Linked DNA regions of Homo sapiens: regions 2 and 3 are each linked to region 1. The links are chromatin contacts, found by Hi-C or POLR2A ChIA-PET in ENCODE. All regions are on one chromosome and are shown on one strand. The core of a region is the stretch at or near the end of the contact, and the rest is flanking DNA. Distances in the headings are between cores, read along the strand shown. Region 1 holds the start of CXCL12 (C-X-C motif chemokine ligand 12). Region 2 overlaps LINC00841 (long intergenic non-protein coding RNA 841). Region 3 has its middle 110 kb from the start of LINC02659.

Region 1 (5,079 bases), core at 1,191-3,690:
TAGTAGAGACGGGGTTTCACCGTGTTAGCCAGGATGGTCTCGAACTCCTGACCTCGTGATCCGCCCGCCTCGGCCTTCCAAAGTGCTGGGATTACAGGCATGAGCCACCGTGCCCGGCCAGGGTTTTAAATTTCAATCGCCAATTGTAAAATTGTGAGGCTTGTACCTAAAATATGGATCCTTGGCCACCCTATTTAAAATCCTAACTCCCACCCCACTTTCCTCTGCTCCATCTTCCCCTAGCATTTAATGGCCTTCTAAGTATTTTATGCGTAATTACTTATGCTTAGCGCCATGTGCTTCTAAACGTTTAGTGCCTTTTCTAAACTACTTCAAACATGTAGCCCAGGTCTAGCACATAGTGGGTGCTCAGTAAGTATTTAACGAACGACTAGCGGAAGGGATGGCCCCATGGGTGCCACAGTAGCTTCTGTTCTGGGGCCTCAGGGCGCCTGCGGGAGGGGCAGCGGCCAGGCCTGAATCCCTGGTTCGCCCTCGACTCAGCCCACGCGGGCCTTTCAGGCTTCTGGGACAGATCCTAGGTCCAGCTGCCCACCTGATTTTGTGGCAAAGAAAAAAAGAAGAAGAAGAAGCGAGAGGCGATGGCGTTTGCTTTGGCCAGATTTAAGGGCAAGCGAGGCTGCGCGCGGCTCCCGCAGGGTCGGATCTCCGAGCTCCAGGGCGCCCCTCCACCCGGGTGTAGATTTCCCGCGGACCCCTTCGCCCTCCCGGGTTTCATCAGCTGCGCAGGAATGGAGCTGGCCAGAGCTCTGGGAGCGGGGAGGGAGGCGCCGCCACCAGAGGGCGCCGGAGCCCCAGCGCTGCGGCCGGTGAGCGGCCAGGCTCCCCGGCCCAGCCCAGCAAAGGCCTGGGGACGCCCGACGGCTGCCTTCTTCACTGGACCTCACTGCCTTCAGTTCTTTAAGAGCAGGGCCAAGTCAGTGGGGTTCCCGGCTCCAAGCCCAGTGCCCAGGGTGGGTGGGTGGGTGGGTGGGTGGGTGGATGGATGGATGGATGGATGGATGGAGTGCCGGCCCACAGCCATCTAACGGCCAAAGTGGTTTTGGAAAAAAAATGCACAGAAGACACCTACTCCCACCAGCGGAGTTCCGGAGCCCTCGCAGCCTCCTGTTGACCGCTCCCGCCTAATGCAGCCGCTGACCGCCCACTCCCCGACGGCCAGGACTCCCCAGGGACAGGGACGTGTCCCCAGGGCAGGCCCCTGGATGGACGCGGCGACTGACCCCACTTCGCTGGACGCTGTGCTGGGAAGGACACAGAGAGGTGGCTGGGGCAGCCTGCGGTCACAAAGCGAGGCCCAAAGGGGCGCTCTCCTCACCCCCACGTCTCCTGGGTGCCGACCTGCACCCTCCCTTCGCCACCGGACTGGGGCCATCTGGGATGTCTCGGGGGTATCCGGAGGGCTAAGCACCGCCGAGGGACGGCTCCGTGGGAAGAGTTTTCTGGACCCAGAAGGCAGACGCCAGTAGTACTGTCCTAGGAGTCGGAGGTCGGGGTGGGGGAGTTCTCAGCTCTTTGGGTCGCACGGAGCTTTTCTTGGGTAAGGCAGTAAGTACTTAGGTTTAAAGGACTTACTTACAGCTACCATTTATTGAGTACTGTCTGCTTGTCAGACACGATGCAGAGAATTTCGCGGCGTGGGGCGGGTCTCATTGAATCTCCCGTCCCACTCCGCGGGGTGGGCCTGTGATTAGCTCATTTCACCATTGAGAGGTCGGAAGTACAAAGGCTACATTCGCTTTTACTGAGAGCCGCCGGCGCCTTCTGCTTTGTTTGTACAGGCGAGGAAACTGAGGCTCGGCTGGTGGCGCCGTGGGCTTGGAGTCCGAGCCACGCTGACTGCAAAGACGGGTCTCATTCCCGCAGATCGAGCTCTGCCGGCGGCTGCGCCGCAAGCCGGGCAGGTGGCGAGCTTGAGCCCCCACGCACAGAAAGCAGGACCCCCTCGGCTGCCTTGGGCCGCCACCGCCAGCAGGCCCTCCGCCCGGGACTAACTTGTTTGCTTTTCATTGGTTCTCATTCAGTTCCCGCCATCGAAAGGCCCCGTCCCGCAGCTTTCCACGCGCGCCCCACTTTACGCCTAAGGTCCTCAGTCTCTCCAGTGGGGCCCTGTCACAGGGACAATAAGCGGCCCTCCAGCCGGCGTCGCTCAGGCTGCGGACCTCACTGCAGACCGGGCCAGCGGTGCGGGGCCCAGCGGAGCCTGAGAAGGTCAAAGGCCGGAGCGCACTGCGCCTCGGGAGCACAGAGGGAGCGGAGGAGGGGCGAAGGGGATGGGTGGGGGGTGCCGCCGAGGGAGTCGCGCGTCAGAGACCCCGGCCACGGCCAGCACTCGGCTCCGGGCCCGCCCCTCACCGCGCGCCCCGCCCCGCCCCGCCTGGCTCTCCCCTCTAAAGCGCCCGGCGCGCGCCTCCCACCGCCGCACTTTCACTCTCCGTCAGCCGCATTGCCCGCTCGGCGTCCGGCCCCCGACCCGCGCTCGTCCGCCCGCCCGCCCGCCCGCCCGCGCCATGAACGCCAAGGTCGTGGTCGTGCTGGTCCTCGTGCTGACCGCGCTCTGCCTCAGCGACGGTAAGTGCGCTCGGCGGGGAGGCCCTGGCGAGGCTCTGGGCTTCGGCTCCCGCCCGGCGCAGAGCCGCGGCTCCTCTGCCTGCGCCCGCAGTTTGCGCCGCCCGACACAGTGGGGGTGGAGGCAGCTCGCTTAGCTGGGCGCTCTGGTGCGGTGTCGCGTTCAAAGCCCTACTTTTGCGCCGAGGGTTTGTGACCTGCAGAGAGCGACCGCCTGACCTCAAGCTGGCTGCAGAGCGAGGTCAGCCGGGACAACTGGGCAGGAACGCCCCAAGAGAGCGTTCGGGACTGGCGCGGGAAGGCGCGAGGGTGGGGAGCCGCGGACCCCAGACCCCTGCCTGCCCACCCTCCACCCACTGCCTTCCCGCTGCGGGCTCGGTTTCCACAGGCGAATGGGCTCCGAGGTCCTGCTGCGCACAGTGCTGGAGGTCGGGCGGTGCATGGCGAGAGCGCGCTTTGCAAAGTTCGCCTCATGCCGCGACTTGAGGCTGTGAGGTCCGATGCAGCCGCGCAGCCTCCGCTCCCTGCGAAGCCGATCCTCTCCCCACACCCTCGCGGGGCTCTTGGCCAGGCGCGGGCGGGCTGCGCGGCGCAGCTGTCGGGCTTGTGCCACCCGCCAGGCCGCGCTTCTGCACAGCTCCGCGGTCCGCAGCGACGCGGACCTGGGCGCGCGTCCAGCCGCTGTCTTCCTGTCTCTTCTCGGGTTCACCTGAGAGAGGCCCAGGGACCCTCCGAGCCTCACACGCCCCCTCCCCAGCTCCCCAAACACACCTGCAGACAGGCTCTTTTGTCACCAGCTGGCCAAGCGCTTTGCCCCAGAATGAGAGCTGCAGCAAAGTTCAATCTCCAAGGCCCTGGGCCACTGGGAACCGTGGTGTCCCGTTTCACTGGGAGAGGGCTTTTTTCTTTTCTTTCGCTGAAGAGAAACTCGCTGCGCTGTCACAGGACACCGATGCAAACCAAAATAAACTGTTGCCTCTGAACACACAAAACAAAACCCTGTGGCTCAGGCCGCTGAGCTTCCTTGGCTGTGAAGTTTCCTGCAAAGAGTTGAAGGACACTCTGAGTGCTCTTGCAGCCGCGGGCTGTGCAGGCCCAGCGCGCCTCGAGCCCTTGGCTGGGTTGGTGCAGACGTGGCCCCGGCGTCCTAGCTGGCTTGGACTGTGCGCTGGTGTGAGCAGGACCAGCGCAGCTGAGTCGGGCTGGAGAAGCTGGGCAGCCTGGGGTCGTGGCGGACTGCCTAAGTGTTAAGGACACAGACTGAAGGCAATTGGGAATGTTCGTCGTTGATGAAAAGTCCCTGAGGCTGTGTCTGCACACTGACCCCCCCCCCCCCCCGCAAGTCATGGGGCATGTTTCTAGTTTTTATTGCTGGATATTCTTCTGTTCCTGTAAGGTCTCTGGTTTGGGCAGTTATTGACTGATTGGTGGGATGAGCGCGGAGGTGTCACAGTGCGCCGCTCTGGGAAATGGTGCTGCCCCCTCCCCGGAGGGCTGGAGAGAGGATTGGAATGAGGAACCTCGGTCTTTGAGTTATGGGTGCAACTGACCTGGGGGAAGCACAGAGACGTGGGGTTCATCCCAGACTCCTCCTGGCCTGGGAAGGGTGACATGGCCCTCAGAGTTGCCCCATTGGCAGCCAAGTAACCAGGGCAGGAGCCTGGGCTCCAGGCAGATCTGCTCCTTACACACATCGCCAGAATGTTTTGTTTTGTTTTGTTTTCCCCTCACCTCACAGTGCCTATGTGCCCCCTATCCCCACACTTAGTCCTCAAGCTGCACTACAGAGAGAGCTTGGCCAGGGGTCCTGCCCCTCCCCCATTGGCTGACTTCCGTCAGGCAGCTGGGCCCTTGGGTTTCCCGGGCTTAAACTCAGGGTGGGCCCCCTTCCCAAGCCTGCTTGGAGGGGCCAGCTGGGCTCCTGTCTCTGCATTAGACTGGAGGGCTTTCTGAAAACTCCTGGAGCCAAGCTCACCCGGTCCCAAATCCGGGGTACCATCAGAGCCAGTCAGGACTCTTGCCGGTACACGGATTTACATCCAGAACGGTTGGGAAAGTTAGTCTTACTGACAAAAAGCTGGAGGAAGGAGCACATGAGGTACACACGAGACCATGTTCTTTTGGTAAGCACACCTGGGGGCTCTGTCACTTTAAAAAGACCTGTTGAAATTCGCTGCTTGACAGGCGGGCCTTAGGTCCTGGGAGTAGAAGCAAGAATTGCTTTTGAAGGAAATGGATAATCCCAGGGGGTGGAGGGGGAGAGGAGAGAGAGCCTGTGTGTTGAGCTCTGAATAGGCTCTGATTTCTGGCCTCATCACCACTGCTTGGTTGGGGGGCCAGAGGAGCTTCTCTCCTCTGGGCGCTGGAGAGTCACAGCCCCACCCATCCCAGCGGGGGCGGCTGCAGCACTTGCCCTTGGCTGCATATCTTCAAGCTCACTGTTGCCGGGAGGGGGCTTGTGCCTCACTACCGGCCTCCTATTCTCCTGCT
Region 2 (5,079 bases), core at 1,473-3,972, 420 kb after region 1:
GTCCCAGGGCTCCAGTGTGGAACTCTGCACGTGGTTGCGGGGTGGGTCACAGGTTTGGAGGCGTTAGGGATGGAAATATGCTCAGGGCAGAGCTGAGAAGACAAGAGGTGGCCAAAAGGGAGTGATGGGTAAATGCACAAAGGTGTCCAGGAGGGCCCTGGTGCAGGCTGGCTTCCAGGACACAGCTCTCAGGGTAGAAGGAGCCTTTCTCAGACACAGTGGAGACCAAATCTTTTAAAGTGGCTGGAAGTAGGTGTCCCTGTGACCACCGACCACTGAGGGACTGGACCAAACAGGACAGAGACTGTGGCCCCAAAACACTAGCCCCAGGCTCAGCTGCTGGAAGCTCCAGGAGCTGCCAGGATGCAGGGCCTGCATCAGGACTCCAGGCATGGACCGAAGCTGCTCCTGGATCAGCAGGGAGCTTGGCCAGGCAGGGAAGGTCACGGGCTCATAAGTCTCATGTTCTCTGCCTTCTAGGATGGTTCTCCTCTATGAAGGCAGCCTCGGCTACATTCTGTGTTTTGTTTGCTTACTAAGAGCATCAACACAAAGAGAGAATGACAATGTCCTTCCCCATCCTACTCCAAAGAACTCCCAGAATGAGGACCCAGATGTGCCTGAGTCGCACCCACACCCTCTGATTTATAACTTGCCATAAAAACCACCTGGGGGATTGTCAACCATGCTGCCAGGCAAGGCTGGGTGCTGAGAAGTGGGGGCCACTCCAACATCAGTATCACAGTCAGACACCCTGTTTTCCACTTCAAATTCCAAACATGTGTCTGTGAGTGTGGGGTAGCGGCATGGGCAACAATCTTTCATTTCATTTGTTAGTTGGGGTATTGAGATTAAAAAGCTACTAAACTCAAAATGTGGGCCAGGCAGTCAACATGTAATACCTGGACACTTTGGGCCTCTGTGGACTTGAAGCATCATCAAGACACATCACTTCTGTGGCCAACCTCTGGTCAACAGTTAGCCTTATCTTCATAAATTGCCTCCCCCACAACACAATATTTCTGTGCATTCATAGCTCTGTTTGTCCTCCGTAAATCAACCACAGGCCTGTTTAATTATCCCTCGGCAATTTTAAACAACATTTTTAATGAGGCAGAGAATACATGAGGGCTTGCAAACAGGGCTTAAGGGTCTGCCGTGGGTCACTCTGTGTGTATTTTTCAAAGCCAGCCATTCCCAAGATAAGTCACATCTCACCCGGATCTCGAGGCTTGGCTGATGGGCTTTTGCACTGCATGACCAGGGAGACTCAACCATCAGGAGGCTGCTTTCTGTCAATGGCCTTGAAGTGTGTTCATTATTATAAACACACATGATGAATTAGTGTTGTGGTTATGTAAGGAATTTGGTCATCTTGGCTCTGGCTGTGAAAGCGGCAGAGCTATGGAGAAAGTGAACGAAGGGCCATGCCTTCCACTGAAGCCCAGGCAGCTGGTGTTTGAGCTTCATTAACTTGGAGATCCATAAATCTCTCCCCCTGGTTTCCAGGTCAAAGGGATTGCTGGGTGGAAGAGCTCCAAACCCTCTCAGTTGTGGGAAACATCCCTGTGACTTTGCGGGAAGGTAGGCCTGGCCCCGATGTCCCATAGCCAGCAGGTCACTCTTAAGGGAGTGGTCCAGAGGGTCCCACCCTCTGATGGTCCTGGGCTGGGGTATAACACTCAGCGGAGCTGCAGGAGAGGGGACAGAGTACTTGTTGCCCGGCTGCATTTGTGCAGTACTGGTGCTGGGGCCCCCACACAAACCCAAGCACCAGCCCTGGCACCCAGCTGAGTGGCCAGCCCACAATCCCAGAGATGGCAAGGGCGGGCAGAAGGGGAAGAGTGAAGGAGAAGCAGCAATTGGGCACCAGGCTCCAAAGGCGCTGAAAGACAGGGCAGCCACTAGAAAGTCATGGGGAGCAGATTCCTGAGGGCCTGTCTGCAAATACTTATTTTTCTTTCTTTGAACATTCTTAGGACCACAGAAATGGGAGCAATTTCAAGAGGACAGACAGACTCTGCCCCCTGCCCTGCCAACACCCGCAGCCACGATTGCCTTTCCTCCTCCTCCCCATTCTCCTTTTCCGTCTCGCCGCAAGCCCAGATTTCGTGCTGAGCCCTGCACATGAAGTGTCTCCCTTAAATGTCATAAAGACCCCATTCTACAGATGAAGACACCAACGCATTGAGGGCATGAACAACAAGCCCAGAGGTACCCTGTCCCTCCACAGAGCTGGATCCAGACCCAGTCTAGACCTATTCCAGAGCCCAGCCTCACTGTGTCTGGGGCACGATGGTCCCTGGCCTGGAGTGAAGAACACGAGATCCGAACCTTCAGAGTACGCCTCTCTGCCTCAGCCAAGCTCTCTGTTCTGGAACCTCTGCAGGTTATTTCTAATTGAGAAGGTGCAGCAAAGCAGTTAGGGACCTGGACTCTCAAATCCAGTACAGTCACATGTTCTCAGCCACACGACCTGGGGAAGGCACCCAGCCACTCGCAGGCTGGAAGGAGGTTACAGAGGTCACCGAGGCACAGCCCTCACAGGAGATGTGGGTGGCATGGGCACTCAGGAAGTTAGCTGTTATCAGTCATTATTCCTTGACACCCACTCTGCCTGTTTGTTCCCTCAAACTTCTTGCAAGAGAACTATGAAGAGGTTGGGATTCTTGCTGATTTATGGTCATTACTGATGATGTCACGACTGTCCACTCAGGGCCCAAGGACACCAGGACAAGTTAGCAGCCTGCACAGGAATCCAGGAAGTTGTTATTTTAATCTTTAATGCTAGTTTTTTTTGCCAAGCTAAACAACCCCTATCGGCCCCGTAGTATGTTAACATTTTGGGAAAAATTTATGAACTGCTCCAATCCATTTTTGGTAAAGCCCATTACCTCTGAATATAGAATCAAGGTTCCAATTAAAGCTCTCCATTAGAGAATTAAAGTTATTTGCCAAACCAGAAGAGAAAAAAGATCATTCTTCATAATTTTCAAGTTCATCTGCCTGAAACCAGCAGTCTCCTTCCAGTCCTCAGGCAAGTGATCAACTCATTCAATGTTTCAGAGCATGGACCACAAAACAGAGAAACTTCTGGGAATCTGGACAAAACAGTGCCTCCCCCCAAGGGATCTCAGACAGTCGCTAGGGCTTGCACACACACATATGCGCACATACACACACTCACATGGTTGCTCTAGGATCCTAACATCTGTAGTCAAGGAGGTCCAATGTTTTTAGGAGTAAAAATAAATCCCAATTTCTTCCACTTTGGAAGCTCGTAGACGGCAGGCTTTGTAGGAGAAGTTATTTCAACTGGGTTTAAAAGTTTTGGTACGGTTTTGCCGGATAGAAATAGATGGGCAAATACACAGAGGTTGAGAAGTCCAAGTCAGTGATGCTGAGGGCCCAGGACCATCTGTGTTTGGAGACAGCAGGTGGGAGTGCAGAGATGATGCTAGAAAACTTCCCGAATACATGTTATGATGCTAGGCGTTTATTCTGATAGGTGTATTTTACTTCTGACAGATCTCTGCAAAATCTCCAGCTCCTGCCTTTCTGGGCTTTCAGAATCCAGGACCATATGGGACCCATGGACAGTGCAGGCAGGGCAGGAGGCCTCTCCGGGTGCTGAGCTGCCCCGCCATGGGCCACAAGCTGTGCTTCTCAGCACCAATGGTTGTGTCACTCTCATTGGTGGTGCTGGCTTTAGGAGGATGTTGGGGACTCTTTTTGACTCTCCTTGTCTAGATGCCCACATTCTTTGTTAAGGAGCCATCTCCTTTGCTGGGGTCCCCTCTGCCCTCTCTGTTCTAGGATGGTGGGACTATCTGATAAACTAAGTTTTCCAGGGCAGCCCAGGAGGGAAGGCAGCACATGGCTGCACGGAACCTTCTCTGGAGACACAGAATGAAGACCTACAGCCATGCAACCTCCCTTTACTCAGGTCTTTCCAATAGAGAAACTATTCAAGGAAGCCCCCAGGCCTGTGCACGAGGACAAAGAGCAACAAAGAAATAACAAATGGAGTTCAGTTCTAGGACGCCTGATGTCTGCTTAAGAATAAAGGGGCATTTCATTTTGAGATGGGAAGTGGGGACCCTGGGGCCCTGTCCATTGAAATGACCCTTGGCTTCTAGAAGTAGGGGACAGCCCTTACCCAGCTCAGGCATCACAAAATCCTCAGCCAAGCAGCTGGGGGCCTTTAGGGGTATCGTTGGTGTTGTCCTGCTGCCAGCTCCCCGGCCAGATGGAGCCCAGAGCACCGTGCCAGGTTCTTGAGGGCAGACCCTGCAGGCTGCTGAGTGAGCCGAGGAGGGTCAGAAGATTCCTCCACTGACGGCTTTTGGCTGGTCAGTGAGTGCCCATGACCTTGGAGGAGGAGCCCAAGGCTCTGTCAGGCTCTGTCCCCTGTAAATTATTACATGGCCACCTTGTGGCTCAGAGGGCCCTACCTACTATATGAAAATGATATATCTTGAATGATTTATTTATGTCTTTAACAATCATCTATTGAGCACACGTGGCCATGTGGTTCCTCCCCTTGAGCTCACAATCTAATAAAAATAAATATAAGTTATTTCAGTGCAGTCTAGTGCATGCAGTACCAGCATGTCCACATGACAGGGGCTGTTACAAAGGAGTACGGGATTCCCTTCAGGCAAGCAGGGACGTGTAGAGAGAGGCTGGATAAGCCTCCTCAGGGAGGCGATGCTCTAGGCTTCTGGCTAGGAGTGTGCCAGGCAGATGTCTGTGCAGCCTCATTCCAGCAGCAGAAACACCTACTCCATTGTCCAGATTTGGAACACTGGAGAGGGAAAGGGGATGCGGTTACCAATGATAATCAAACAATAGGCATAAACCAGTGCTGTCCCCAGCCATGTGGGACACGTGTTCACCCTGTGTCTAAACAGAGTGTGCACAGGCATTGGAGGCATGAACAACATCTATTGAATTTGGGCTGCTAGTAACAAAAACCATTGCTAAGTGTGTGTAACTCGAGTCCAAGTCAGCCTCCAGGTGAGGTGCCATTCAGCATCTTAATGCCTCCACCAGGGACCCAGCTGCCTTCTCCTCATG
Region 3 (5,079 bases), core at 1,393-3,892, 370 kb after region 1:
ATGTTTCCTGGACAATCCTCTGTTTAATTTCATTAGTAAAATTTTCTGGGGACCCCTGTGGAGAGAGTTGGCTTGGGAATTTGGGAAATAAATAGTGAAGATAAATATTTCAACAGAATTTCTCAGAGGCACCAAAGAAATGTAATTGAGTCCAGGAACTGAAAATTTACTTTGACTGTTATCACTGTCCACAGGAGATTTGTCACAGGGGAGCATAGCACATAGATTGATAGGGGATGCTGAATGCAAGTCAATGGATCATACAGTGTGCGCTTTTTTTTTTTTTTTTGGTCTGGCTTATTTTACTCAGTATAGTTCACTCTTGTTGCCAAGTCATAATCCATTGTATGTATATACCACAGATTGTTTATCCGTTAATCTACCAGTGGGCATTTAGATTGTTTCCAGTTTGGGCTACTACAAATAAAGCTGCTGTGAACATTGATGTATAAATCTTTGTATGGATATATGCTTTCATTTATGTTAGATAAATATACAGGAGTGGAACGGATGGATTATGTTACAGGCATATATTTAACTTTTTTAGGAGCCTAGCAAACCATTTTCCAATGTGTAGAAGAGTTCCAGTTTCTCCACATTCCTGTCAACACTTGGTATGCTGTCTTTTTCATTTTAGTCACTCAAATAGCTGTGTAGTGGTATCTTTGTGGGTTTCATTTACATTTTCCTGAAAAGCTGAGCATATTTCCATGTGCTTATTTGCATATTTATGCCTTCTGTGGTGAGATGTCTGTTCACATCTTTTGCACATTTAGTTGTTTTTCCTTATTATTGAGTTTTGAGAGCTCTTTACCTATTTAGGATATTAAGTCTTTTTTTGGATATTTTATTTGCAAATATTTTCTCCCAGATTGTGGTCTGTCTTCATTCCATCAACAATGAAGAGCAGAAGTTTTAATTTAATGAGTTCAATGTACCCATTTCATTTTTATTTTATAGATTGAGCTTTTGGTATAGTATCTTGAAAAAATCTTTGCCTTACTCAAGAGCATGAAGATTTTCTCCTCCGTTTTCTACTAGAAGATTTATAGCTTTTGATTTCACATTTAAGTCTATGATCCATTTGAGTTAAGCTTTTGTATATGATACAAGACATAAGTTAAAAGTTCATTTTATTTTGCATGGATGTGTCCATTGTTACAGTCTTTTGTTGAAAAGACTTATCCTTTCTCCACTGAAATGCTTCTGCATTTTTCTTGCAAATCAATATCCCATATAACTATGTTTACTTCTTGACTCTTTGTTTTGTTCCATTGATCTTTTTGTTTATCTTAATGCCTATACTACACTATCTTGATTACTGTAGCTTTATAATAAGTCCTTAAATCAGGTAGTGTTGGTCTTCCAACTTTGTTCTTTGTTTTTTTTTTTTTTTTTTTTTAAGCTGTTTTGGCTACTATAGGTCTTTTAAATTTTACTCTAGGTCTTTTGAATTTTAGAATTAACTTACAATTTTTCTCTTAAAAAAAGTCTGCTGACATTTTGATTGGGATCCTATTGACTCTGTTAATTCAGGGAGAATTACATCTTAATAACGTTGCATCTTCTAACTCACAAACAACATATTGCTCTCTACTTATTTAGGTTTTATTTAATTTTTCTCAACAACGTATTTTGTTATTGGTGTAGGTTGAGGTCTTTCACATGTTTTGTCAGATTTATCTCTAAGTATTTCATATTTAGTGCTATTCTAAATAATACTGTTTTTAATGTTAGTTTTTGGGGGGTTGTTACTATAGCATATTAAAATAAAATTGATTTTTGTATTTGATTTTTGTCTTGCAATCTTACTAAATTCACTTATTAGTTCTGCTAGCTTTTTTGTAGGTTCCGTCAGATTTTCTACATAGGCAATCATGTGTCTCCAGGTCCACCGGGCTTGACCCTGGGCCAGGCTGAAGTCAGCAGAAGGGCATCACTGCCTGCAGGGAGGGACTGAGAGGAAGAGCGAGCACAGAGCACAGAAGCCAGAGCCTTCCAGGGGAGACTTGGGAAACCCAAAGCTAGGGGTCATCTGAGAAGAGAGATATCTTTGGCAAAATCCAAAGTCTGGAGAAAACAAATCCAAACTGGAGAGGAAGGAGAGAAGGGCCAGGCTGTGCAGAGGCATGGCCCAGGGCAGAACAGGATGCCACGCTGAAGCTGAACACTGTTCCTGATGCCTCGACACCTTACTCCACACCTGGAAGCCTGCCTTGTGCCTTGATTCATTACAAGTTTCCTGTCCAGTCCTTTTCCTTTTAGCTTGGATGTCCCATACATCCTCTCATCCATTCACTCAATAGTCATCTGTTAACCCATGAGTCAAGCTCCAAGCTAGGCATGAGGGATATAAAAGGTAAGAATAAGCCAGTAAACATAAAAGTTGCCTTTGTGGAGCTCAGAGACTACTGAGGGAGGCAGATAAACACAACCAAAGTTATGGGACAATGGGATTAACTACATAGGAAAGTGACTTAGAAAGATCTTTGAAGCTAAGCATAGCAGTGCTAGCTCTGCCTGGGTGAGTCAGAGAGTAGTCCTTTAATTATATTCCCTACAAAATAAGTGAGTTCTTTAGGGAAAGGGGAAGTAAAGGGTGGGAGGGCCCTGCTCTATTTCTGAATTCTCTGTGGCTAACTCAGGGCCTGGCACATAGTCACAGTTCAAGTTGGTTTTGCAATGGACTGACATTGACTTTTCAGTTTTCTCTATTTTTATCCATTTCTTTACTGCTGCCAGATTATTTCCCAAAGCATAGAGCAAACAACAGGCAGTTCTCCAGGGGTAAGCTTCTCCACTGCACCAAAGCATTCTCAGAATTAGGAGTGTATTCTCTAGCCCTGTGGATCTCTCGGTTGTTTTTGCTTTTGTTTCTATTTTGGTGGCTAGCAACAGAAAACAACCATGGCTTATGAAAGCAAAAGCATTTTTAATTGAAAGGCTATGAGAGATTCAAAAAATAGAAATAGAAGGACCAGACTTCCAAAACGACAAGACTCAGGACTCAGGATAGTTCAGGGATGTGGAGGACTTGAATTGATGATGGCCTCTGCCTTTGGGGTGCAGTTACTGGGGCGAACGGAAGCCCAGGGCAATCGCACTTCCAGTTTCTCCTCTCAGACAAAAATTCCAAGGAGAGAACAGTGGATTGACCTGGCTTGGTCCCATCCTGACTTATTGGTCAGCAAAGATGGGAGCAGGTTAGGACAACTTGGTTGACAGCCCCACTAGAAAGCTACCCTATGGAGAAAGGGCCTCCAGCACAAAATTAGGGAGCTGTTACCAGAAGATGAGGTGGACACCAGGCAGGCAGAAGCAAAAACAAACAACAAAGTGAAAAAAATGCAAACAGTCAAGAATGTTTTTGACCACTCAAGCAGTAAAAAAAATCTCCAAAAGTGGGTACAAGTGACTTTTATGTCTCATCCAACATTTCTCTCTTTCATACCCCCTTTGCTCCAGTGAAACTGGCCCTTTCCAATGCAGGAAGCAGCAGGCTCACATGCCTGCAGGAGCTTTTCTGCACCACCACTCCCCACCCCTACCCCCTGAGATTCTTGCATGGCTGGCACCTTCTGGTCACTCCTGGTCAGCAGGCTCAGATGCCATCCACTGCACTTCCTGTCTCCTCCCGCAGGCCATCCTGACTGCCTGCTATGGTATGCCAGAGAGGGGCTGGGCCATTCACTTCTGCAGAGAAACTAGGGTGCTCTCCTCACCTGTGAACCCCAGTCCCCAGCCGAGGCCCTGGTACCACGTCGATGCCCAGGGAAAGCTGAGAAGGGAAGGTGGGCAGGGCCACTCCCAGGCCACAAAGCAGGTGCTCTGCATACACTTCTGCTCACTTGTGCCACATTCAGACCTGTTACCTCATTTGAAAATGACCAGCCTCTAAAACTCATTTCTGTAATATTACATTCTAGTCATCCATCAAATTCTGGCTTCCAGAGCAGCCAATATTCTCCGTGTGCCTGGGATATAAACGCATTGAGGCAGCCAGAGAATGGGATATGCCACAGACCAGGGTCAAGGATGTGGCTTCTAATGTCTGCCTTGCAGCTAATTGCTGTATGGCCAGATGCTCCCTGAGGCTCCACTTCTCCAAGAACAGGAGGAGAGGCTGTCACTCCCTGGTTTCTGTAGCAGGAGGACAGAGGTCCTAGAGCCAGCTACGCCCAGGTGTAAATCATGCCTTTCTCTCCTACTAGCTTTGGGGGCTGGATAATTAATTTAGCCCCAAACTCCACTGATATCAGAAGCTCCTGGTGAACTCTTGGAAATTACAGATATTTTGACTCTAGAAATGTTGATTTAGGAAGTCTGGAAAGAAACTCAGAAATCTGTATTCCAAAAGCTTCAGGGTGATTCTGCTGATCAGCGAGGCTGAGGAGCCACTTCCTCAGTTGCTCTGAGCCTGTTTCCTCATTAGTAAATGGAAATAAGAACAAAGTTTTCTTCAGAGGATTTTTAAGAGGGCTCATGAGATAATGTGTGCACACTTCTTGGCAGGCACAGTGGGCACGCCTGTGGGTGGTTGGTCAGTGGTGGTCGGGCCAGTAGGGATGCCTGAGACTGTCCTACAAGGCACTTCATCTGGCACTGGACAGTGATGAGCATGGCGGGTGCTTTCCTGGCCCCAGGGAGACTGTGGGCCAGAGCAGGGGAGACAGACAGCACACAGGACACTGAGGAGGCATTTCTGTTTGCCATTCTCCTTCTCTGGGCCTGCCACTAAACCCTACCTGGACAGTCACTGTGAGGGTGGCCAGAGCGCAGAGCCCCAGGACACAGCCTGGGTGCCGGGGACAGGTGGGGCTGGAGAGGCAGAGAGAGACCACATTCTGAGTGGAGAGCCAGCCGGATGCTGACGCAGGCGGAGATAAAGAGGCGCCTGGTAGGAGGTGGGGGCGGAGTGGGGAGAATTCACAGGGGGCTGGGTGTCCAAGTAATGGGGAAGCTGCAGGTTCAGTAGGTGTTGCATCTTGAGGGCAAGAGAAGTGGACACGGCTCTCCATTCCACTCTCATCCCCACCGAGCAAGTCGAGTTCTGACGAGGCGGCGAGGCCGCTTTGGGAT

The links. Hi-C counts contacts between places; a loop is a spot of excess contacts on that map. ChIA-PET counts read pairs that join two places held with the same protein, here RNA polymerase II (POLR2A). Pooled maps may share reads with other maps.
Region 2: a loop to region 1 is called in a map of Right ventricle myocardium inferior, with 2.2 times the contacts of the local background. The contact joins the enhancer-like site here to the promoter of CXCL12 in region 1. A Hi-C loop is called at or near these places in 1 of 168 maps with a recorded cell type or tissue (Right ventricle myocardium inferior) and 6 of 50 pooled maps.
Region 3: a loop to region 1 is called in a pooled map, with 2.4 times the contacts of the local background. The contact joins the enhancer-like site here to the promoter of CXCL12 in region 1. A Hi-C loop is called at or near these places in 2 of 168 maps with a recorded cell type or tissue (CD8-positive, alpha-beta T cell and heart right ventricle), 1 of 37 single-sample maps with no recorded cell type and 1 of 50 pooled maps. POLR2A ChIA-PET finds 5 or more read pairs at or near these places in 1 of 52 experiments (activated CD4-positive, alpha-beta T cell).

What each region holds. Positions count from the first base shown.
Region 1 is chr10:44,382,458-44,387,536 of GRCh38, reverse strand. CXCL12 (C-X-C motif chemokine ligand 12) reads left to right here and starts at 2,440. Exons shown (of 3, transcript NM_199168.4): 1 at 2,440-2,592. The coding sequence starts at 2,532. RefSeq lists a silencer at 702-911 and enhancers at 2,805-3,496, 3,497-4,190, 4,191-4,884.
Region 2 is chr10:43,959,239-43,964,317 of GRCh38, reverse strand. All of the region lies in intron 4 of LINC00841 (long intergenic non-protein coding RNA 841), which reads right to left. Among named protein-coding and RNA genes, the nearest start is that of LINC02659, 49 kb to the right of the region's middle. Within about 2 kb of position 2,722, at least 6 of the 41 ENCODE cell types and tissues checked have a DNase peak (open chromatin) inside an H3K27ac peak, as active enhancers do.
Region 3 is chr10:44,014,839-44,019,917 of GRCh38, reverse strand. No RefSeq gene overlaps it. Among named protein-coding and RNA genes, the nearest start is that of LINC02659, 110 kb to the right of the region's middle. RefSeq lists an enhancer at 4,228-4,727. Within about 2 kb of position 2,642, at least 2 of the 41 ENCODE cell types and tissues checked have a DNase peak (open chromatin) inside an H3K27ac peak, as active enhancers do.